Linked DNA regions of Homo sapiens: all the other regions are linked to region 1. The links are chromatin loops, found by intact Hi-C in ENCODE. Cell type or tissue: endothelial cell of umbilical vein. All regions are shown on one strand. Each heading gives the region's core, and the rest is flanking DNA. Links, peaks and the distances in the headings are about the cores only. Region 1 has its middle 16 kb from the start of LINC03108. Region 2 has its middle 22 kb from the start of LINC01348. Region 3 holds the start of LINC00184 (long intergenic non-protein coding RNA 184).

What was found. Hi-C counts contacts between places; a loop is a spot of excess contacts. Peaks named below come from ENCODE experiments on the same cell type or tissue, not always from the same donor. Only the 100,000 strongest peaks of a DNase experiment are listed, where the experiment ranks them.
Region 2: a loop joins it to region 1, with 5 times the contacts of the local background. A loop is called at or near these places in 24 of 110 quality-filtered maps.
Region 3: a loop joins it to region 1, with 12 times the contacts of the local background. A loop is called at or near these places in 2 of 110 quality-filtered maps.

The regions. Positions count from the first base shown.
Region 1 is chr1:234,993,313-235,000,895 of GRCh38, reverse strand. No RefSeq gene overlaps it. Among named protein-coding and RNA genes, the nearest start is that of LINC03108, 16 kb to the right of the region's middle. RefSeq lists an enhancer at 1,760-2,959. In endothelial cell of umbilical vein, for the core only: no CTCF peak of the experiment used is centred there; DNase peaks (open chromatin) are centred at 2,455 and 3,405; H3K27ac peaks cover 3,014 bases.
Region 2 is chr1:235,044,291-235,051,873 of GRCh38, reverse strand. No RefSeq gene overlaps it. Among named protein-coding and RNA genes, the nearest start is that of LINC01348, 22 kb to the left of the region's middle. RefSeq lists enhancers at 811-880, 3,438-3,732, 4,446-4,495. In endothelial cell of umbilical vein, for the core only: no CTCF peak of the experiment used is centred there; a DNase peak (open chromatin) is centred at 3,693; H3K27ac peaks cover 1,613 bases.
Region 3 is chr1:234,627,752-234,635,334 of GRCh38, reverse strand. It overlaps LINC00184 (long intergenic non-protein coding RNA 184), which reads right to left and starts at 6,024. Exons shown (of 2, transcript NR_033927.1): 1 at 5,588-6,024; 2 at 555-2,387. In endothelial cell of umbilical vein, for the core only: no CTCF peak of the experiment used is centred there; a DNase peak (open chromatin) is centred at 3,404; H3K27ac peaks cover 2,614 bases.

The sequences.
Region 1 (7,583 bases), core at 1,305-6,304:
TGGCTACTTTGTCATGAAATCATCGGAATTCTCTTTTAATCTTCCCATGAAAACCTGTGTACTTCGGGATTCAGAGTCACATGAATCTTTGCCTGGCAGGAATGTAAATGTTTTGAGAAGGCTGTTGTCTTTTCGAGTTTGAGCCACAGCAGAAGCCGAAGGGCCTGTAGATGAAGGCTAGGTGGGGCCTGCTAATGTTCTGGGCAATTTCTAACTCTGACAAGACACAGATACCTCCCTTCCTTCCCCCGCCCCAAACATCTCCTGTCACCTTCAGTAGACCGCAGGCTCGTGGGGGCGGTGGAGAGAATGCTCCCTTCTCCCTGTTCTGGCCACTCTGACGTGGCTGAGGGGCTGGAGGAGGTCCCCAGTCGAAGCCCAACCTATGGTTTACACCATGACGATTCCTTTGCCCCTTTTTGCGTGGGGGTGAGATTATGGGAAAGGGACTCCAGGGTCCTCTCTGAATTTTATTTATTTATTTATTTTTTTATGTTTTGAGACAGAGTTTTGCTCTTGTCACCCAGGCTGGAGTGCCGCGGCATGGTCTCGGCTCACTGCAACCTCCGTCCACCTCCCGGATTCAAGCAATTCCCCTGCCCCAGCCTCCCAAGTAGCTGGGATTACAGGTACATGCCACCACGCCTGGCTAGTTTTTGTATTTTTAGCAGATACAGGGTTTCACCATGTTGGCCAGGCTGGTCTCGAACTCCTGACCTCAGGTGATCTGCCTGCCTTGGCCTCCCAAAGTGCTGAGATTACAGGCATGAGCCACCACACTCGGCCTCCTCTGTGAATTTTAAACTGTGCACGTCTGACCTGAATGCACAGCTCTCAGTGTCCCCAGAACAGGGCCCCGCACCCATCTGATCCCTGAGACTGAGGAGGAGGAAAGGGATGGAGAGAACAGAGCTTCATCTGAGGGTGGTCAGACAGCCGGGTGCTAAGGAGCCTGTGTCAGCCAAAATGGAGGAAGAAACAGGCCTTCCTGCCTTTCCCGCTCTCTCTGTCCAGCCTAGCAGGTCCACTTGAATGCCCACTGACGGCTGCAGGTTGAGGTTCTGCCTTTGGCCAGTGTCGTTTCCAGCCAGGTAGACACCCATGGGGAGAGGTGGGGCTGCTAAGTGGGGCACCAGGCTCGGAGTCAGGAGGCCAGGCTCGGGCCCCAGGGCTGCTACATTATTAGTGCTGCTATTTGGCATGTGGCAAAGTGTTTCTCATCTCCAGAGACAGGGTTTCACCATGTTGGCCATGCTGGTCTCGAATCCCTGACGTCAAGTGATCCGCCCATCTCAGCCTGTCCACGTAACTGGCACTGTCCACATCATCGAGGTCTGGTGGGGCTCCAGTGAGAATGGTGCTTGTGAACTGAAGCTCATGGTGCTGGTGTCAGGGTTGGCTCTGCAGCGGGTTTCATCTGGTGGCTGTAGATTAAGGTTGAGTAGTACCAGGCTTGTCTGGAAATGGGAAAATCCAGATTTTCATAGATTTTTAGTACATTAGAGCTGGATGGAAACTTAGCAAATATTTACTCCAATTCCACCATTGGACAGATAAGGAAACTGAGTCTTAGAGAAGGGGAAGTCACTTGAAGGGTTGTGCTGGGTCATTTGAACAGCCCTGGGAGAGGCCCTGGAGAAACTCTACTCCGTAAGCGAGGCCACATACCAAGGTGACCTTTCCCTGCCAATGGAGAGTGTTGTTCACTCAAAAATAGAACTAAGCTGGGCGTGGTGGCTCACGCCTGTAACCCCAGCACTTTGGGAGGCTGAGGCGGGTGGATCACTTGAGGTCAGGAGTTCAAGACCAGCCTGGACAACATGGTGAAACCCGATCTCTACCAAAAATACAAAAATTAGCCTGGCGGTGCCTGTAGTCCCAACTACTTGGGAGGCTAAGGCAGGAGAATTGCTTGAACCCGGGAGGCAGAGGTTGCAGTGAGCCGAGATCACGCCACTGCACTCCAGCCTGGGCAAAAGAGCAAGACTTCATCTCAAAAACAAAAACAAAAACAAAAACAAAAACAAAACAAAAATAGAACTGATGATATGAAAGGCAGATGGCAGAGCTGAAAGATCCAACCCCTAGAGGAAGAACAGAGGCCCAAAGGAGAAGACCGGGGGTGGGATCCAGGCGGTGCTACTGTTACTATTTCTCATGGCAAGTCTCTTGACCTTATGACTACAGGTGAGCCTCCGCGACTCTTCCAACTCCCAGAGCAGCCTGAGGATCAAAGGTGCCTGTTAGTAGCCACTCCTTTAGGGCGGGCGGGGGCCAGGAAGAAGCCGTGACTCACAGGTACTGCCTGCTGGAGGGCTCTTTCTCTGCAGCAAATTGCTCTGGTGGAGAATTATAGGTGTGGAAGAGACTAACCTTAAAGGCTACAACTTTATAGGGTGTGAATAAAGGCTGACGCATGGTGCTTCCTAACAAAATAAGGGGAAGCTCCAGCTCCTGACCTCATCCAGAGAGGTCTTGACTTGTTCAGCGGGGCTTGGGTTGCTGGCGTTGCCTGGGATGCAGGCGGCACAATACCAGAGACCTAGGAGCAAATGAGAAACCCAGGCGCCAGGCCAGGAGAACAGGGCCTCGTCTTTCGGAAGATCTGGATACGTGCAGGCTCTGCACTTTCTTTGCTTTGAGACAACTGACTCCTGCAATTCCAATCACACAGGGACAACTGGGGAGGGACAGCTGTGTCCTTGCTATTTCAGGCATGTTGAGAACGTCCAGAAGGAAAATAATCTCTCATTCTCTCATGTTCCCCCACCCCAAAACATACACAAACCTATCGGGGCTGTGAGCCTCTCTGGCAAGATCTCTGGAGGTATCTGTACTCTGCCTTGTTTTATTGGCATTGATGACACGTCTTCCTGGCAAACCTGTATCATTCATTACAGCAGAACATAGGTTCTAGTGTCGTTACTGGAAGAAAATGATTCCTCCCTTCATTGCTCTAGTCTGCTGGACACAGTGTGGGGACTGATTGAAGAGACAGAAACCCCCGAGAAACAGGCCCCAGTTTCAGGCCAGAGCTGCAGGGTTGGGTCTCTCGGCTCATTGTGCAGGAGGAAGAGGAAGAGGGGGGAGAAGGCAGCCATCTGGTTTCCTTGGAAATCACACGGGAAGGTTAGAAGATGGGAGTCCAGGAGATGGAGTGTGGAAGTTTCTGCACCCAGTTCCGAAGCCCAGACTGTGAAGGGAATAGTTATGTTTCTTCTGGAAGCAGCCAGCACACAGTCCCAGAAGGAATCAGAACTGCTGTACAGATTTTTCCTGAAGGGGAGGACTGCCTGCCGCTAACGTCAGCAAGGAGAGACTACCTTGTTCCTCTGAAACCGAGTCAGCTTGCGGAGCTGAGTCAGAGGGAATGTTGTTGCTCACCCTGGAGCAGGGCCAGGATGTGAGGGCTGGACTTTGCTAAAAATAAGCCATTCATGTTTGGACATCATGCTCTGTCTCCTCGGATCCCTGGCATCTGGCGCTGTGCCATGTCCCGTGGCGCCCTGTGGTGTCCTGTGGGTTGAAGCCAGGGGCTGACTCAGGACCAGGATGTTCTCTGGACTCTTTTTCTGCTGGGTTGGGTGCAGCGGAGGCAATGCTTGGTGATGAGTTTTCGCCATCGCAGCTCTGGACCATGCCAAGGGCAGAGGCTGTAGTGGGAGACAGAGCTGGAAGAAGTTGCTGCTCAGGCGGGGGCCCACCCAAGGATGTCACTGGGGTCTGTTCCTCTGAGGGGCTGTCTTTCCTGGCCCTTTGTTGCCCCAACACCCCAGAAGCCAAGATATTTCCCTGACACAGCCCTTCCTAAAGCTGACACCTTTCACCAGCTATTAGGGAGTGGAGGAAGTGAGCAACTGTTTCTCCCAATAAAAAGAACTTTAAGGTGTACTCATTATTTAAAAATCAAACACAAAAAGAAAATATAAGGAAGAAAAAACACCGTCTATTATCTTCCTTCTCCCATAACTTTCTAGAGGAAAGATACATAGTTTTCAATGCACATTTTTGTATGCACGTTCAGGTGAATACATTTTGCTTTGATAAAAATGGGATTGTGTTAACATTTTCCAACTAATTTTCTTACTTTTTAAGAGATCATGGGCTTTTCGTAGCCATAATTACAGACTTACAGGATCGTTTAATAGCTTCATTTAGAGGAAGCATAATTTAACCTAGGCGTCGACAAACTTTTCCTGTAAATGGCCAGATAGTAAATATTTTTGGTTTTGTGGGTCAGATGGTCATTGCTGCAAACACTCAACTCTGTTATTGTAGCTCCAAATTGGTCAAAGACGTAAATGACCAGGTGTGGCTATGTTCCAATAAAACTTTATTCACAAAATAGGTCCTAGACTGGGTTTTGGCCCACTGGCCCACTTGCAGACCTGTGATTTAAACTGTCACCTACTGATGGGCATTTAAGAAGTTTCCAATGTTTTGCTATTAAAAACTGAGCCGAGATGGCGCCATTGCACTCCAGCCTGGGCGATAAAGCAAGACTCCGTCTCAAAACAACACAAAACAAAAAAACAGCACATAAATATGCCTTTGCGTGTATATGTATATGAGCAGGTGTATATTTGTATATATGCATATGTATACATACACACATAGTATATACATATATATGATTTATATATAAACAGGATTAATACACAGATATATGGTGTATATCTATGTGTGTGCGTATATATATACATATATACATATATATATACCTATATATACCCATATACCTATATACACATATATATACCTATATATACCCATATACCTATATATACACATATATACCTATATATACACATATACCTATATATACACATATACCTATATATACACATATACCTATATATACACATATACCTATATATACACGTATACCTATATATACATATACCTATATATACATATATCTCTATATATACATATATACCTATATATACATATATCTCTATATATACATATATACCTATATATACATATATCTCTATATATACATATATACCTATATATACATATATCTCTATATATACATATATACCTATATATACATATATCTCTATATATACATATATACCTATATATACATATATACCTATATATACATATATATACATATATATCTATATATACATATATACCTATATATACATATATACATATATATCTATATATACATATATACATATATATCTATATATACATATATACATATATATCTATATATACATATATACATATATATCTATATATACATATATACACATATATATCTATATATACATATATACCTATATATTCACATATATACCTATATATACACACATATATATGCACATATATACACATATATATGCATATATATATACACACACACACACATACACACACACACACACACACACACACACACCTATACATATATACCTTTCTCTGATGGCATCCCTAAGATAAACTGTAAGATATATTTTTCCTGGGATATCAGAGAGACGATTGTAAACCAACTGCAGATTCTGTTTACCTTGATGAGTTCATGAGCTTCCTTCCACCTCTGATTTTTCTAATGAATGCATTTTGCCCAGGCCTTGATAGAAAAACTACTTTGAAAACAGTCTGCTTCAGGTCTCCCCCATAGGGATGATGCTACATTAGAGGATCCTTCCTCCAAGCACAGCCTGCCCAGGGAGCTTGTTTTTGATGGATGTCAGTGGGCTGGATGGCTTCCTGGGAAGTTCGGAGGAAGTGGACTCCCTCCAGGACAGAGAGCTCTTGAGGTTCTGGGCATGGGGTGGAGCCCATCCAGGTGCCCTGGTAGCCCTGAAGCCCGCCTGGCCTCTGAGAGACATGTGTGGTGCACGCATTTCTAACAGAACACCGGTTAGAGGGTGGGGACCAGGTGGAAAATATATTGAGGACAGCCTCTGCCCTCCAAGAATTCTCTCTTTGCTATGAGAAGCAGAGCCACCCCCACCAAGCATTCCCCTGCTGCCGTGAGAGGCAGCATCAAGTGGGTCTGTGGGAAGGGGTCCTGGTGGGATCTGGCTGACAGGAGGTTTCTGCTTCCTTCACTTTCTTCTTGGGAGGAAGTCAACATTCTCCGGCATCCACTCGTTCTGAGGAGTTAGCAGGGGCTGGTTACAGACGGTTGTGCCGGTGGGAGAAGGTTCAGGGTTGAGTTCTGGAGGGAAGGCAGGGCATGAATTGGCAAGAAATAAAATAAAGAGAGGAAGTTAAAAGGAGCACTGAGGTGAGAGAGAGGGAGAGGGGTTCAGCATGACACACTCACCGTCACTGCCAAGGGTTGTTGGTGAAACGCTGAGCTTCTTGGGGCCTGGGTGTCCTCATCTGTAATGAGAGGGCCTAGGAGAAAGCTCACCTTCTAGCTGGTTCTCTAAGTAGCATGAGTTAAACTGGAAGAAAATGTGTGCGTGTGTGCATGTATGTGTTCATGTGTGCCTACAGGTGTGTGATGCATGTGAGTGAATGTAGCAAAAACATAGTCTTTTAGATTTAGGATCAACTAGTATGAGGCATCCTTGCCAGTCCTTGTGCGTCTCTGCTGAACACGTATTTACATCGGGACAGTGCTGGGTGGCTCAGGGCTGGAGCCAGATAAGCCAGGTGTGGGGCCAAGGGGGTTTGCGGAGAAAGTTTAGTTCACCGTGAGAACCTGGGGCCCAGCTTTGAAGGCCTCCAGGGCCCACTCTGAATAGAACTCGTGATCCCAGGAAGAGAAGTGCTTGGTTTGAGTCTGAGAAGCCAGTGGAGGTTCAGATCAGCTTGCGTGACCGTCACTCTGCAGGAACAGGGAAAGTAAAGTGTCAGACCCAGGACCTGGTGATTTGCAATGAAACCACCACAGTATGGCTGGGGACAGACCCTGGCAGGAGGCAGGATTCCATCCTCCTCCACAGGCTACCTCCACGCTGCATCCTCTTCCCCAAGGTTTGCTGGGAGTGAATGGACCATGGTCCCCATCACTGGGGGGCCTTGTCAATCATTCTGGCTTTTAGTTCTAGAAAGGAAAAACCAACACCAGGCACAGCTGACTTCTCCCTTCATCTTCATGAAGGTCCCTTTTCCTTGAGTTCCATGACACCTTGTTGCTTTTTATTCTGTTCCCCTCAGGCCACAACTTATGAGAATCCTTTGTTGGAGAACTTGTTCCTTTAATTGTGGGTGTTCTTTTTTTTTTTTTTTTTTTTTTGAGATGGAGTCTCGTTCTGTTGCCCAGGCTGGACTACAGTGGTGTGATCTCGGCTCACTGCAAGCTCTGCCTCCCGGGTTCAAGCGATTCTCCTGCCTCAGCCTCCCAAGTAGCTGGGATTACAGGCACTCGCCACCACACCCAGCTAATTTTTGTATTTTTAGTAGAGACGGGGTTTCACCATGTTGGCTAGGCTGGTCTCGATCTCCCGACCTTATGATCTGCCCGCCTCTGCCTCCCAAAGTGCTGGGATTACAGGTGTGAGCCGCCGCGCCCAGCCATTGTGGGTGTTCTTAGCACTCTATCCCTGGCACATTTCTCATTTAATCTTGCATTCACCCCTCAAATCATCCCTGTGGCTTCCAATACC
Region 2 (7,583 bases), core at 1,338-6,337, 51 kb before region 1:
GGCATCTTGCTGTGTTGCCCAGGCTGGTCTTTAACTCCTGGCCCCAAGCAATCCCTGACTTTATGGCACTTGCTCAGCCTGGTGTGACAGTGTCTGTCTCCTGGAGGCCAGGAGCCCCTGGCATGCAGCCAGCATGCCCCATTTATAATCGTAGCCCAGCACATGGAAGGGACCCAAGAGAATGACAGCAACGTTGGCTTTGCCATTTCAACCCTGAACCTCATTTTACTGTTCTATTCATATTATCTGGGGGACAAAATTTTCCCACATTCCTTTCTGTTGGTGCCACCATCTCTGTGCCTCCATGTGCTGCTGACCTGCCAAGCCCATGGCCAGCTCAGCACTCGGATTTTATTTGGTCTCTCGGTATGGGTTCCTTTATCAGCATTTCAAAAAGCTTTTGTGTTTTATCCATAATTGATTAAAGTTTGTAGCTGTGAATAAAAGATTGATTAAAAGCAACAACAGCAAAACAGCTCTTGTTTTTCTTCACCATCTGCCTTTCCCCAGAAGAGTCTCCCACCTCCAAGCAGACAGTCCTCGACGTGGATCCACACAACCTTACAAGTTTTCCTTAGACCCAAGAAAGGGAGGTGTGGGGAATGATCGTTACTTGCTGATACTTACTGATATTGCAATGCCAGCAATAAGAATACCATCTGGACTTTATCTGTGGTTGGTGTGTTTCATTTTGCATTTTATGTGATGGGTGCTGGGATTTGGACAGGCCAAAGCTCCCACCCTCGCGTTTCTCAGTGTACTGGGAAATGACATCACCTATGACAGGGCACTATGATTAGCAAGGGGAGGGGAGGGGCCAGACCTCAGCCCAGGAGTGGGGCTTGGGGCAGGCCCCTAGGGAGAAGCAGTGGCAGTAGCCAGAGCTGGGCTTGGTGTCCCGCTCAGACAAGTGGTGCAGCCAGCTGCAGGATTCACACTCACGTCCTCTGGTAGTAAGCTCTGCTCTCTGCCGGCCCTGACTTCAGAGCAGTGCTGAAGCCGGGCAGTCCTGAGGCACAGCCATATGTTTACAGCTTCTATTTTTTTATTTTTTTTAAGATGGAGTTTCACTCTTGTCGCCCAGACTGGAGTGCAATGGCATGATCTAGGCTCACTGCAGCCTCCGCCCCCCTGGGTTCAGGCCATTCTCCTGCCTCAGCCTCCTGAGTAGCTGGGATTACAGGTGCATGCCAACACGTCCAGCTAATATATTTTTTTTTTTTTAGAGACGGAGTCTTACTCTGTCGCCCAGGCTGGAGTGCAGTGGCGCGATCTCGGCTCACTGCAAGCTCTACCTCCCAGGTTCACGCCATTCTCCTGCCTCAGCCTCCAGAATAGCTGGGACTACAGGCGCCCGCCACTGTGCCTGGCTAATTTTTTTTTGTATTTTTAGTAGAGACGGGGTTTCACCGTGTTAGCCAGGATGGTCTCGATCTCCTGACCTCGTGATCCGCCCGCCTCGGACTCCCAAAGTGCTGGGATTACAGGCATGAGCCACCGCGCCCAGCCTAATTTTTGTATTTTTACTAGAGACGGAGTTTCGCCACGTTGGCCAGGCTGGTCTCGAATTCCTGACCTCAGGTGATCCACTCGCCTTGGCCTCCTAAAGTGCTAGGATTGCAGGCGTGAGCTACTGTACCTGGCTTTTTTTTTTTTTTTTTTTGAGACAAAGTCTCTCGCTCTGTTGCCCAGGCTGGAATGCAGTGGTGTGATCTCGGCTGACTGCAACACCGTCTCCTGGGTTTAAGCAAATCTCCTGCCTCGGCCTCCCGAGTAGCTGGGATCACAAGCACCCGCCACCACACCTAATTTTTGTACTTTTAGTAGAGACAGGGTTTCACCATGTTGGCCAGTCTGGTCTTGAACTGCTGACCTCAAGTGATCCGCCCGCCTCGGCCTCCCAAAGCGCTGGGATTACAGGCATGAGCCGCTGCACCCAGCCACATATTCACAGCTTCTATTTGAAGGATCTCAAAACCACAGGGAGTGCAGCAGTGCACACCAGCCCTCTCCCCCACCTCCCTTTCCCCACACTCACATTCCTTCCCTTATGCCCCAATCACTGGCTTAGTCAGAAAGACCATTTTAACCTGAGAGTAAACGAAGGAAAGGGATACACAGTCTACTGGCTTCTGTCGCCTCACATTTTAATAGAGGCTTCAAGCAACAATTACCTATGGGATATGTCTGAGAGGCACTACAGAAAGGGGCAGAATTATCTACCAGCTTGATAAATGATACATCTCTCAGGACTTTTGGAGGAGAACCAGCTCCATGCTGCAGGAGCCGTGTGGAGCTGGGCTTTACTGCCAGGGCCTTGTCCTGGATGCTGGAAGGAACCAGAAGATTCAAAGTAGAGTCAGGGTCCTGGCCACCAGTGCAAGGCAGGCCACATGACCATCGACACTGCCACCATTGCCACCAGCCCCAGTGCAGCCCTGGGAAGGAGCTTGTTTTCTCCTCCTGGGGGACTGCTGCTCTGGTAGGAGACCAGAGGCAAGAGGAGTCCATTCCGGGCTGTGGGGTACCTGCCCTGTCTCCCTCACAGAGTGCCGTAAAACAAAGCAGCATCATGCATAAGCCCATGTTTCCAGCAGTTTATCAGAGCCTCAGATGTGTGGTGTAGATCCCATCGCCTTGAGGCTCAGGAGAACCAGCAAGCGTGTAGTGCCCTGGGCGGGGTCCCAGCTGACCATGATCCCCATCTCTGGCATCTTTTTTATGGGTCTCCCCTTGTTTTTTTTTTTTTTTCAGACAGAGTCTCGCTCTTGTCGCCCAGGCTGGAGTGTAGTGGCGCGATCTTGGCTCACTGCAACCTCCGCCTCCTGGGTTCAAGCGATTCTCCTGCCTCAGCCTCCTGAGTAGCTGGAATTATAGGCACCCACCACCACCACGCCCAGCTAATTTTTGTACTTTTAGTAGAGATAGGTTTTGCCATGTTGGCCAAGCTGGTCTTGAACTCCTGATCTCAGGTGATCTGCCTGCCTCGGCCTCCCAAAATGCTGGGATTACAGGCATGAGCCACCGCACCAGGCCTGGTGTTTTTTTTTTTTTTTTTTTTTTTTTGGAGACAGAGTCTCACTCTGTCACCTAAGCCAGAGTGCAATGGCATGATGTCGGCTCACTGCAACCTCCGCTTCCTGGGTTCAAGCGATTCTTGTGTTTCAGCCTCCCAAGTAGCTGGGACTAAAGACATGAGCCACCACGCCCAGCTAATTTTTTTGTATTTTTAGTAGAGGCAGGGTTTTCGTCATGTTGACCAGGCCAGTCTTGAACTCCTGACTTCAGGCGATCCGCCCGCCTTGGCCTCCCAAAGTGCTGGGATTACAGGGGTGAGCCACTGCGCCCGGCTGCCCTTGGTTTTAATGTGGACGCCTTGTGCTTTTTGCTCAGTATTCCTGGCCCCGGTGATCACAGGGGTTGTGAATTATGGATACAGCAGCAACTGTTTTTAATCTCCCATGAAACAAAACCAGTGTGTCTTCTGCCCCGGAGGCCGCGGGTGAGGAAGGGATGGCAGCTGCTGCGATATGGCTGCCTCGGGCTGACGTCAATGCGAGTCATTCCAGGCCAAAGACTCCACTCAGGAAGCTTAAAAGTGATACTGAAAACAGATTTGCATGTTTTCCTTTCACGGGAACTTGGCTCCTCTCAGTTCCACTGAAGATGTTTTCACCAGCCTGTGTGCAACCGGTGTGTGGAACGAGCACAGCTTGCAATGCAATTGGAAGGCGACTTTAGCTTTTGTCCTGTGCTGCCCCTCTGAAGTTTATTCAGCCGGATTCATGTTCCCAGACCCTGGCAGGCTTGGACTTTTCTGCTCCTCTTAGGAAATAGTCTGTCTGATGGTTGCTTTAAATGGAAACAAAACAAAACAAAACAAAACAAACAAAAAAAACCAGTCTCCATTTGGAATTTCAATGTCCAGGCCAAGATATTAGTCAAAACTTCAAACCATTCTTCTTGCTCCAGCTGAGGCTGCTTAGGGCTGGAAGTCTGCATGGGAAAGGGATGAGGCTGGCTTCTGTCCTTTCCTGTGGCTCCTTGTGCCCCTTCTCCCAAGGTTGGAGCTGGGTGAGGGGTTTTAGGGCCCAGGACAGCTCTCACCCGAGTAGGTGCATGGGCAGCTTGCTGTGCATCCTTTGGGTCTGGCTGTGGTTGAAAGCTGCCCTCTCTCCTGCCGGGGCTCCCATGTGGGTCTGCACTTCCTGGAGTCTCTTATTGGTGATCATTTGAGACTCTTTGCTTTGGTCCCTTGGGTTTACCTCGAGCTTTTTGCTGCTAGGGTTTCTGCCCCTCCAGGTGGTCTTATAGGTCAGGCCCCTAGCAGACCTCATGCTGGTTACCTCTCTGTGTGGCTTCAGCTGGTTCTGACCCTCTTGTGTGGCTTGCCCCCGCAAGCTCTGGGAGGGAGGCCAACCCCAACCCACTGCATGCTCCTGGTTCTGGCATCAAAGCAGGCAGGGCCAGACATGGTGGCTCACTCCTGTAAACCCAGCACTTCGGGAAGCTGAGGAGGGAGGATCACTTGAGGCCGAGAGTTCAAGATCAGCAACATAGTGAGACCCCATGTCATTACAAAAATAAATATTATTATTTTTGAGACGGAGTCTCACTCTGTTGCCCAGGCTGGAGTACAGCGGTGCGATCTCAGCTCACTGCAACCTCCACCTCCTGGGTTCAAGCAATCCTCTTACCTCAGCCTCCTGAGTAGCTGGGATTACAGGCATACGCCACCATGCCCAGCTAATTTTTGTACTTTTAGTGGAGATGGGGTTTTGCCATGTTGGCCAGGCTGGTCTTGAACTCCTGACCTCAAGTGATCAGCCTGCCTCTGCCTCCCAAAGTGCTGAGATTACAGCCTTGAGCCACTGTGCCCAGTCCACACACACAAAAATTTATTTAAAAAAACCAGGCAGGACCAGGTGTGGTGGCTCATGCCCAAAATCCCAGCACTTTGGGAGGCTGAGGCTTGTGGATCACCTAAGGTCAGGATTTCGAGACCAGCGTGATCAACATGGTGAAACTCCATCTCTACTAAAATACAATATTAGCTGGGTGTGGTGGCACATGCCTGTAATCCCAACTACTTGGGAGGCTGAGGCAGGAGAATTGCTCGAACCCAGGAGGCTGAGGCAGGAGAATTGCCTGAACCCAGGAGGCAGAGGTTGCAGTGAGCCGAGATTGTGCCATTGCACTCCAGCATGGGCAACAAGAGTGAAACTCTGTCTCATAAATAAATAAATAAATAAATAAAATAATTTAAAAAGCAGGCAGTAGTCATCCTGTACATTAGTTCCCTGTGGTTCTCTAACAAATTACGACAAATTACGATGCTTAACACAGAAATTTATTCTTTCACAGTCCTGGAGGACGGAAGTCTAAAACCACGATCAGGGGGCTGAAATCAAGGTGTGGGCACAGCCCTGCTCCTTCCGCGGCTGTCGAGAGAATCCCCAGCTTGCTGATTCCGGCTCGTGGTGTCTGCCGACAACCTTTGGCCTGTGGCCGCATCACTCAGTCCCCACCTCTGCGTCACATCACCGTCTCCTCTGCATTGGGCAAACCTCCCTTTACCCCTCTCTTGTAGGGAAATGGCTAACTGCATTTAGGGTTCATGTAATCTCATTTAGGGCTAATCCCGGATAATCTCCCCATCCAGAGATCCTTCATTTAATCACATTGGCAAAGACCCTCTTTCCAAATAAGGCCACATTTATAGGCTCCAGGGGTTAGGCCTGACACGGTTGGGGCTTTCATCAGCCTCCTGCAGCCTGACACCCACCGTCTGGATTTCCTGGATGGTAAGGGCTCTGGCCTTCTCTGCCATCAGTGAGAGGGAATCCCAGGGTGAGCTCTCTGAGAAGCTTTGTGGAAACCCACGAATTTGAGGTGAGGGGAGGCCCCCACTTCCCTTCAGGAAGCACAGCTTTCTCCACAGAGACACCCCTCAGGCAATCTTCTCTTCAAAATCATGTCTCTCAACTGGCCCACTCTTTATATTTTTTGGTGGGGATGGTGAGAAGGCTCACAGGTTGTGGATCAGGTTCTAGACTATTTCCCGTCCCATTGAAAGTAGCTTGGAACCCAAAGCATCACTTTGAACACTCTGCTACCTTTGCTGTGGAGTTCATAGTGGTTGATGCTGTCCAGGGCTGTGTGGGCTCTAAGGCTGTGCAAACTGTGAGGGCTGAAATCTGCCTGATGAGCCTGGTGCCCCAGCCACGGGGTGCCTCATTTGTGGGGAGCATGGGCCCCTCTTGTGAGCAGAGGGGCTGCCTGTGGTTCCCTCTGGGCTCTACCCTGGACGCTGATCTCGTCCCCTTCTCACACAGCCCAAGGACCTGCCAGTGGGTGGCTGGTGATGGAGATGCTGCAACGTGACCACGGAATGCTAGTGATGAATGATGCAAACTCACTTCATCCTCTGGATTTTCAGCGTGCAACTGCTGTGCTGATATAGCAATCTCCTACTCTGTGGGTTAGTAGATCGTCATTCAATAAGGAGTCAATGCTTGTGTAAACCAAGCAGAGATGGACAAGCTGGTTTAGAAAGAAAATGTACTTCTCATCTTGCAAAATGTGGCCCAGCTTTTAGAGGGGGATAAAAAACAGATTTGTTTGGAAGGTTCCGGAATGTTCAGATAATAAATCCTTTTATCTACTTCTTCCACCTTAGCAGCGAAGACAAGTGGCCTGTCTGTTGACTGCCAAAATAGGGAATGAAAAATCAGAAGACCTGGCTACATTCTAAAGATGTGGGCGTGCTGGTTCACAGGAAACCCATTTGTTCACAGGGTTACCTGTGAAAACTGCAGTTCATAGAAGAAACTGACAAATATCAGTAAAGATATCATTCAAAATGACAAAGTCATCACAGGCCGAGATTGTTTAGGGATCTACCAGCATGGCTTGATTATTTTTTTCTTTACTAAAACAGTTCCATCCCCCGTTTTGCCACTCCCAAACCCGCACCAATGACTTGAAAGAAAATTTGTGTCTTCTCGTACTCACTCCCAACTCATCTTATTTTTGATTCTTGGGTCCATAATGTCACTGGCTCAGATGAGTGAGCCTAAGTCTCTCTTACATGGATAGTCCTGGGGGGAACTGGGGAAGATTTGGGACAGCCTTGGGGGCCAAGCTTTCTCTAGGATTATCAGCCTGAAGACTGTTCCCTGCAAGGGTTGCTGTAACAAAGTACCACAGACTAGGGGGCTTAAATAACAGAAACTGAGTCTCTCCTATTCCTGGGGACTGGAAGTCCAAGATCAAGGTGTCAGCAGGATCAGCTCCCCCTGCAGCCTCTCTCCTTGGCTTGCGGATGGTCCTGTTCTCCCTGTGTCCTCATGTGGTTGTCCCCTGTGTGTGTCTGTGTCTTTTTTTTTTTTTTTTTTTTTGAGACAGAGTCTCGCTCTGTCTCCCAGGCTGGAGTGCAGTGGTGTGATCTCTGCTCACTGCAACCTCCGTCTCCTGGGTTCAAGCGATTCTCCTGCCTCAGCCTCCTGAGTAGCTGGGATTACAGGTGCCCGCCACCACGCCCAGCTAATTTTTGTATTTTTAGTAGAGACGGGGTTTCGCCA
Region 3 (7,583 bases), core at 1,151-6,150, 370 kb after region 1:
ATCCCAGTGTCAGTGGGATTTGAAGATTTGTAAAAAGCTGTTACTGGCCACGTCTGCCATTTGGGAATCCAAGGACCAGATTAAATCTCAAAGAAACCCAAAGTTGTGCTCTTCAATGGCCAAGGGTGGGTTTCTCCAATGAAAGCATCAAATCAGATGTCTTTGTCAGTTACGTCTTCATGGAAGGTGGTGGTAAGGACTTACATGACATCATAAAATAAGGTTAATCATGGCTGGGTGCGGTGGCTCACACCTGTAAGCCCAGCAATTTGGGAAGCCGAGGTGGGTGGATCACGAGGTCAGGAGTTCGAGACCAGCCTGACCAACATGGTGAAACTCCGTCTCCACTAAAAATACAAAAATTAGCTGGACGTGGTGGTGCATGCCTATAATCCTAGCTACTCAGGGGGCCGAGGCAGGAGAATCGCTTGAACCTGGGAGGCAGAGGTTGCAATGAGCTGAGATCGTGCCACTACACTCCAGCCTGGGTGACAAAGCAAGACTCCATTTCAAAAATAAAATAAAATAACATAACGTTATTGACTTATCTGAGATCGTTTTCCTATGAATTTATTGACATTTTCAACATTTAATTGAGCATTTCTGATTTTCAGGCACGGAGGGATGTGGAGGAGAACAAGGCATGACGCTGTCCTGAAAGTGCTCCTAGTCTGGTAGGCACGTCTGTCCTGCCACGTCTCCAGAATCTATCTTGAGTTGTTGCAGTGCTGCACTTCCTTTGTAGATGACGGCACAGTTCATTATGACTCTTCGGAATATCTCAGCCTTTTCATCCATGTAGTGAGTTTTGCATCAGACATTTACTCTTTAGCAGGGTGGATTAGTTTCTTAGAACTGTCATAACAAATTACCACAAACTGAGTGGCTTAAAGCAACACAAATTTATTCTCATAATTCTGGAGTCTAGAAGTCCAAAAGCAAGGTGCCGCCAGGGTCAGGCTCTTTCTGATGGCTCTAGGGGAGGGTCAGTCCCATGCCTTTCTCTTAGCTTCTGGTGTGGCTCACGGCCCTTGACATTTCTTGGCTTGTAGATGCATCACTCCAATCTCTGTCTCAATTGTCACACCATGTTCTCCTTATGTCTCTTCCTTGCTTCTCATAAGGACACCAGTCATGTTGGTGGAGGCCCACCCTAATTCAGTATCATCTCATCTTTGCTTGATTACATTTATAAGACCATATTTTCAAATAAGGTCACATTCACAGGTACCGTGGGTTGGGTCATCAACAGAGCTTTCTAGAGGGTACAATTTCACGCATAACAGGGGATTCGATTCATCCAAACCCTTTCTCAGCAGAGACAGTAAAAGTACTTTCCCCTTCAGCTGCCAGATTGCAGTTTCATATGGCTGTGCTCACAATAAAGCAGAAAGGCCAGGGTTCCTTGAGCTCCAGAGTGGGCCACAGATGGTTAAAACAATGTGGAACATGTTTTCAGGGGAGAGAGGACAGAGCAGCCTAAAGTGGTCCTTCCAATAAGTGACATTGCATGTGTCCCTCTCGCTTTCATCTTTATGTGTGTATCACACATTATCCTTCATCCTAATGTCTTTTTCTCCTGGTTCCAGTGAAGCGGCAAAGAGAGTAAAAGTGCTGAGCTCCTGCTGTAAGTCAGGTGCCATTCATGCCCCCCAATCCATTTGGACCGCTCACTGTCCATTCTCTGTGACAGGGGTTACAGCCACTGTCCTGATAGATCCTGTTTTGCTACTCTTAATTGAGTTTGAATGGCCTACCTGGTAGAGCTTTCATTTAGGCAGCAGAGTGCACATCTTGTTTCCATTTCAATCATTTGCATTGGAAGTGCTTTTTCCCCCTAATGAATACATAGTCATAAAGAATCCAGTTCAGCCTGTCGTGCTGTTGCCACTGGCATCAGCTGGAAGGCTGGCAAGTAATGATCCCACCTGGAAGAGCACAAAGCAGTCAGCCCCTGTGCTCTGTACCGTGTAACTCACCCATACCGTGGCCCTTGTTCATTCCAGCATGGCTCCTACTTCACATGTGGGGCTGTTTCTGTTTCTATTCATTCTGTGTGATGCCTTGCTTGACCCAACATCATGAATGGAAAATTGTGATGGGCCTAATCCCTTCACTCTGCATTCTCCAGGGAAGGTGTTGGTCTCAACAGGAGCTAAAGTTTTCCTGGGAAAGGAGAGCCATGAGAGAGAAGTTTTCCTTTCCCCATAGGTGGTCCCCAGCAGAGAGGCAGGAAGGTTTATGCACAAAACTGTAGGAAGAATGATTGCCTCCTCTGGCCATCAGATTGTGACTTAGCTTCTTGTGGCAAGTGGCACTTCATTGGGTGTTCTAAAGACACATTCATCATAGTCCCTGCTCATTGGTAACATAATATCTAATATGAACTGCAAGGACAAGACAAACATATAAAGAACATTTAGGCAACTAAAGAAGTATATTAAAAAATCTTTAGATTGTGTATAGGCAAAAGGAAACTGCATTTTCTGATGAAAGAATTCAAGTTGTAAGAGCTCCTTTGGGGAGGAATGGCCATCTTTCTTCCAATTACAGAAAATTTTGTAGCAAACTAATTTAAAAAAATCTTTATATCCTAATTCATTTAGTAACCAATTAAGTGTATAGTCAAGATTCTTAGTTTCAAGTGATGAAACTCAAATAAGGGCAATATATTTGTTTATGTACCTGAAAATGCTCAGGCTAAACACAGTGGCTCATGCATGTAATTCAGTTACTTTGGGAGACCAAGGTGGGAAGATCACTTGAGGCCAGGAGTTCAAGACCAGCCTGGGCAACATAACATGACCTCATCTCTACAAAAAAAAAAAAAAAAAAAAAAATCACTGGGCACAGTGGCACATGCCTGTAGTCCCAGCTACTTGGGAGGCTGAGGAAGGAGAATCATTTGAGACTAGGAGTTGAGGCTGCAGTGAGCCATGATTGCACCAATGCACTCCAGCTTAGGCAACAGAACAAGACCCTGTCTCTAAAAAAAAGAAAAAAAAAAGTTCAAGGGTGGTTCCAGATCCTTGAAAAATGTCTTCAGGAATATTCTCCAGGCTTTAGCTTTGCCTTCTTCTCTCTTGATTTCATTCTCAAGCAGGCAATCACTATTTTTTTGACAAGATGTCCACCAGAAGCTCCAGGCTAATTTTCTATTGGTTTAACCACCCCAGAAGAGAATTTATCCTTTCCAATACTTCTAGCATAACCCCTGTGGCTGACAATGTTGGTTCTGATAAGCTCAGCATGTAACATATACTCATTCTTGAATCACCAGCATGGTTAAAATTCTCATTGGCCAGACTTGGACCACATGCCCCACCCCTGGGGTTAGGGGTAAGAGTCAACCCCACCAGAAAACAAAGACTGAGAGTCAGGGAGGGGTGGTTCTTTAAAAGAAAACTAGGGTCTTGGTATCACAGGAGGAAGTGGATGTTGATCAAGCCAAAGTCCCAGATGCCCATGACACTATACAAAAAGAATGTACATTGTTCTGAGATGCTGATTAAGAAATACAAATCAACCTCCGCTTTTGAAAGTAGTTTTAAAAGAGGTCAACTTTCAGTGTCTTTCATGGAATTTCTGATTACTTTGAGCTAGTAATCAAGTCAACAATAAATTCTTTGTTTCTCTTGCAAACCCACATTGTCTAGGAACATTTCCTATTAATATCTATTTTAGAGTATCACATGAGTCTTGAGTCCTTCTTTCAGGAATAAAGGTAACAAACTGACAGAGATAAAAAACAAACAAAAAAAAGTGGTGGGGTAATTTTAAAATTTTTATGTCATAATTTTCTTCAGCAGGAAATTCTATTTGGCTGAGTGATTTTTGAACAGAGAGCAAATAATCATTTAGATATTTTTTTCTCTCTCTTTTTTTGAGACAGAGTCTTGTTCTATTGTCTAGGCTGGAGTGCAGTGGCGTGATCTCGGCTCACTGCAAGTTCCACCTCCCGGGTTCACGCCATTGTGCTGCCTTAACCTCCTGAGTAGCTGGAACTACAGGTGCCTGACACCATGCCTGGCTAATTTTTTGTATTTTTAGTAGAGATGGGTTTTCACCGTGTTAGCCAGGATGGTCTCGATCTCATGACCTTGTGATCTGCCCACCTTGGCCTCCCAAAGTGCTGGGATTACAGGCGTGAGCCACCGCGACTGGCCTAGATTTTTTTAAAAAGATAAAAAGCAATCACTATGTTTAGTACATGTAATGAAAAAAATATGAAAGAAACTCTCTCATGGGCTAGATACTGCCATTTTCTGGGACGGCACTATAATGTCTATCTCCAGTTCTAATTTTCTTTTTCACCTCAAAATTTTAGTATTCACTGTGACTTATATTTGATTTGTTGGATTCTTAATAATGGCTAAATTTAATTCCACTTTTTCTCTCTTTATAATCAGGGCCAGATTTTTAAAAAGAAATCCACACACTATAAATCCAAAAACCAAGTTATATTAAAAGTCAGATTTTCGACTGCATGGAGGGTCAGCGCCCCCAACTCCTGCAGTAGTCACAGGTCAACTATATATGTGTACACATGCACATACATCTAGTGTTTATGTATATTCAAATGTACATACATGTTTGCTGTATTTTTCATAATGTAATGAGTGCTTCCTATGCAGCAGGCACTGCGTTGTACTGGAGACCATCTTTGCCTCACAGAGCTTACATTTTAGTTGGGGAGATAGTGACAAACAAATGAATAAATACATCAACCAGATGATTAAAGACTGTGATCAGAGCCATGTAGGAAGTAAACACGGTGGTGAGACAGACGAAAGCTGGGAGAGCCCATTGTAGGTGGGAGGTCAGAGAACCTCCCTGAAAAGGTAACATCTTCAGTAGGGCCTCATGGAGGTGAATGATCAGTCACTACAGCAGAACAGAAGGCAGGCCAGTGTAATTGTGGTGGGGTCATTGGGGTAGGCAGGAGACAAATCAAGCAGGGCTTCATAAACCATGGTAGAAATATAAATTCAATTCTAAGGTAAACTGGAAGTCAGGAAGGGATTCATAGCCAAGAAGTGGCATAACTTGATTCAAATCTTAAAATGGTCACTTTTGCTCCTATAGAAAGAACGTGTGTCTCTATGAGAAATAAAATAGAGGCTTAAACAAGAGATTCCTCCAATATAAAAGCACTGTGGATGGGGTTAAGAGTCCCAGATGGGCCCAACAGCTCCACATCCATCAGAAACCTAGTCTTCTCTATCACCCTACCCCATTGTCTTAGAAAATGGTTTCCATTCACAGAAGTGCAAGATGGCCAGAGCAATTCCTGACATTTTGTCTGAGTGCTGAACTATAAAAGAAAGGGAACAAAAGACAACAGAAGTTTTCCCATCCCGTCCAAATCAGCTTCCTTGAAGCATCCTGTTTCAAAGTCACACAAAACACTTCTGCTTACATCTCATTGGCCAGAATTTAGTTACATGGTTACACTTAGCAGGGGAGGTGAGGAAACATGGTCTCTCACTTATGATGTCTACATCAGTAAGATACTTACAGCTATCAGAACAAGCAATCAAAATACGCTTAATGGCTCAAACATGATACAGGATTACTTCTCACTCACATGAAGTCCAAAATGATGTTCTGGATTGGCAGGTGGTTTTCCTCCAAGCAAGGATCTAAGGACCCAGGTTTCTTCTATCTTGTGCCTCTTTCACCTTCAACACTTGTCTTCCAAGATCTTGTTACTTAACTGCATTAAGCTGTGGAAAGATAAAGAGTATAGAGAACCATTGTGAGTTTCTGTAGGCCAGGACTACAGAAGTGTGAGTAGAAGGGACACATCACTTCCACTCACTAACGGCCAGAACTCAAACACACAGCTGCATATAACTGCAAGGGAGGCTGAGAAATGGCATCTGGTTGTGCCCAAGAAGAAGACCTGGGCTCATGACATGACCAGCCAGCAGCCTCTACCACTGGGGAAATGAGTCCAGCCAAAAACTAGGGTTCTGTTACAAAGAAAGAACCTTGGGAGATAGGTGGCAGTTTGTGTCACACGAGGCGACAGTGGAAACAGAAGACCAGTTCCACTAAAGAGCTAGCAAGCAAATAAATACTTGCCATCTGCCAGCAATGAGAGGGCACACTCAGAACCAGAAGATGACATAGTTCTACTGCAGATTCTGTTTCGCAATGACGCTCCTGCAAAAATATCTCAAGGATTTGCCTTCAGCCTACAAAACATTCTCAAAATGAAATTGCTATGATTAGTCAATTTAATTTTTATTTATTATTTGATTTTATTAATATTATAGAAAGCTTTTTAACAGTCTAGATGTGCTCCATAATCAGATATTGAGGCTTTACAGGTTTGGCCATACAGAGAGAAATATAGTATTAGTGACATAACATTGCTGCAAACCCAACTGAAGAAATTCCTGGTTGTGAGCTTTTACATATAATGTGTTCATTTTGAAATAATACTTTTATGTTCCAAATTTCTGTTTCCATTGATCATTTATTAATTTGTTTTTTTTATCTTGAGTTTTATTTAATCTACAAAATATACTACTGCAAGAGAGAAGGGTACTGGCTGGGGGAGTACCCAATGCTCACAACCATTCTCACTCAAATAATTAATATCTGGTGAACATTTACTATGATGTTCTAGGACAGCTTAGTGGGTCCAGCATAAGTGTAGATCCTGGAAAGGATAGACCAGCAGGCCTTAAAAATATAAAGGAGAGAATAAACAAACATAATGACACTAGGAGGAGAATGAGTAGATTTCAACATATGTGAATCAATCAGAAAGTAGAGTTAATTTAGTTAAGTGGTCAAGAGCACAATATTTGAATTATGTCGGACCTATATTCAAATTCTCAGTCAGCCACTTTCAAACTATGTAAAACTGGAGAAGTCACTTAACCCCTCTGAGCCTCACTTTCCTCATCTGTAAAAAACGGAGGATAATAACAACCTCATAAAGTGCCCAGTATAGTCAACGCCTGGATCATACTATAGTAAACACATGAAAAATCATGGCGATGATTAATAACCAAGGGGTTAGCATGACTAGTCCAGCCAGGGCTCGATGCCAGCTGCAGCTGAGTGGTAAGAAGATAGATCTTCTGTAAAGATCTTTGCAGAAACTCAAACAAGTCAGACTGGAGAGCATGCGTGACACAGTCAGGAAATCTCATGTCACATGTTTAAGTCCTAAATGTTTGACAATGTCTCTAAGCTTCCCAGGAGTTCAGAGGAAAAAGACTTGTGATAGAAGGGAGACCTGGGCTTCATGGATTGGAAGTTGACCTGAGCTTTGAAAGCTGTATAGGGTTGGAATAGGTAATAGAGGACCATTTAAGGTGTCTGTGCCTGGGACAGAGTAGTTACCCCAAAAATGGAGTAAATGAATGAAAGAAAGAGCAGACACAAAAGACTAAGACAGCAAGTCTAGTTCGTGAGTGAAGGGACTCCTTAATCATCACCTCTGGTGGGTGTTAATGTGTTGGGAGATGCATTGTCCACAGTGGGAGGAACCACGTGAGCAGAGCTTTCTAAACTGGGTGAGGAGTTTGGGTTGAAGTGCGGAGGAATTATGGAGCAGAGGAGGA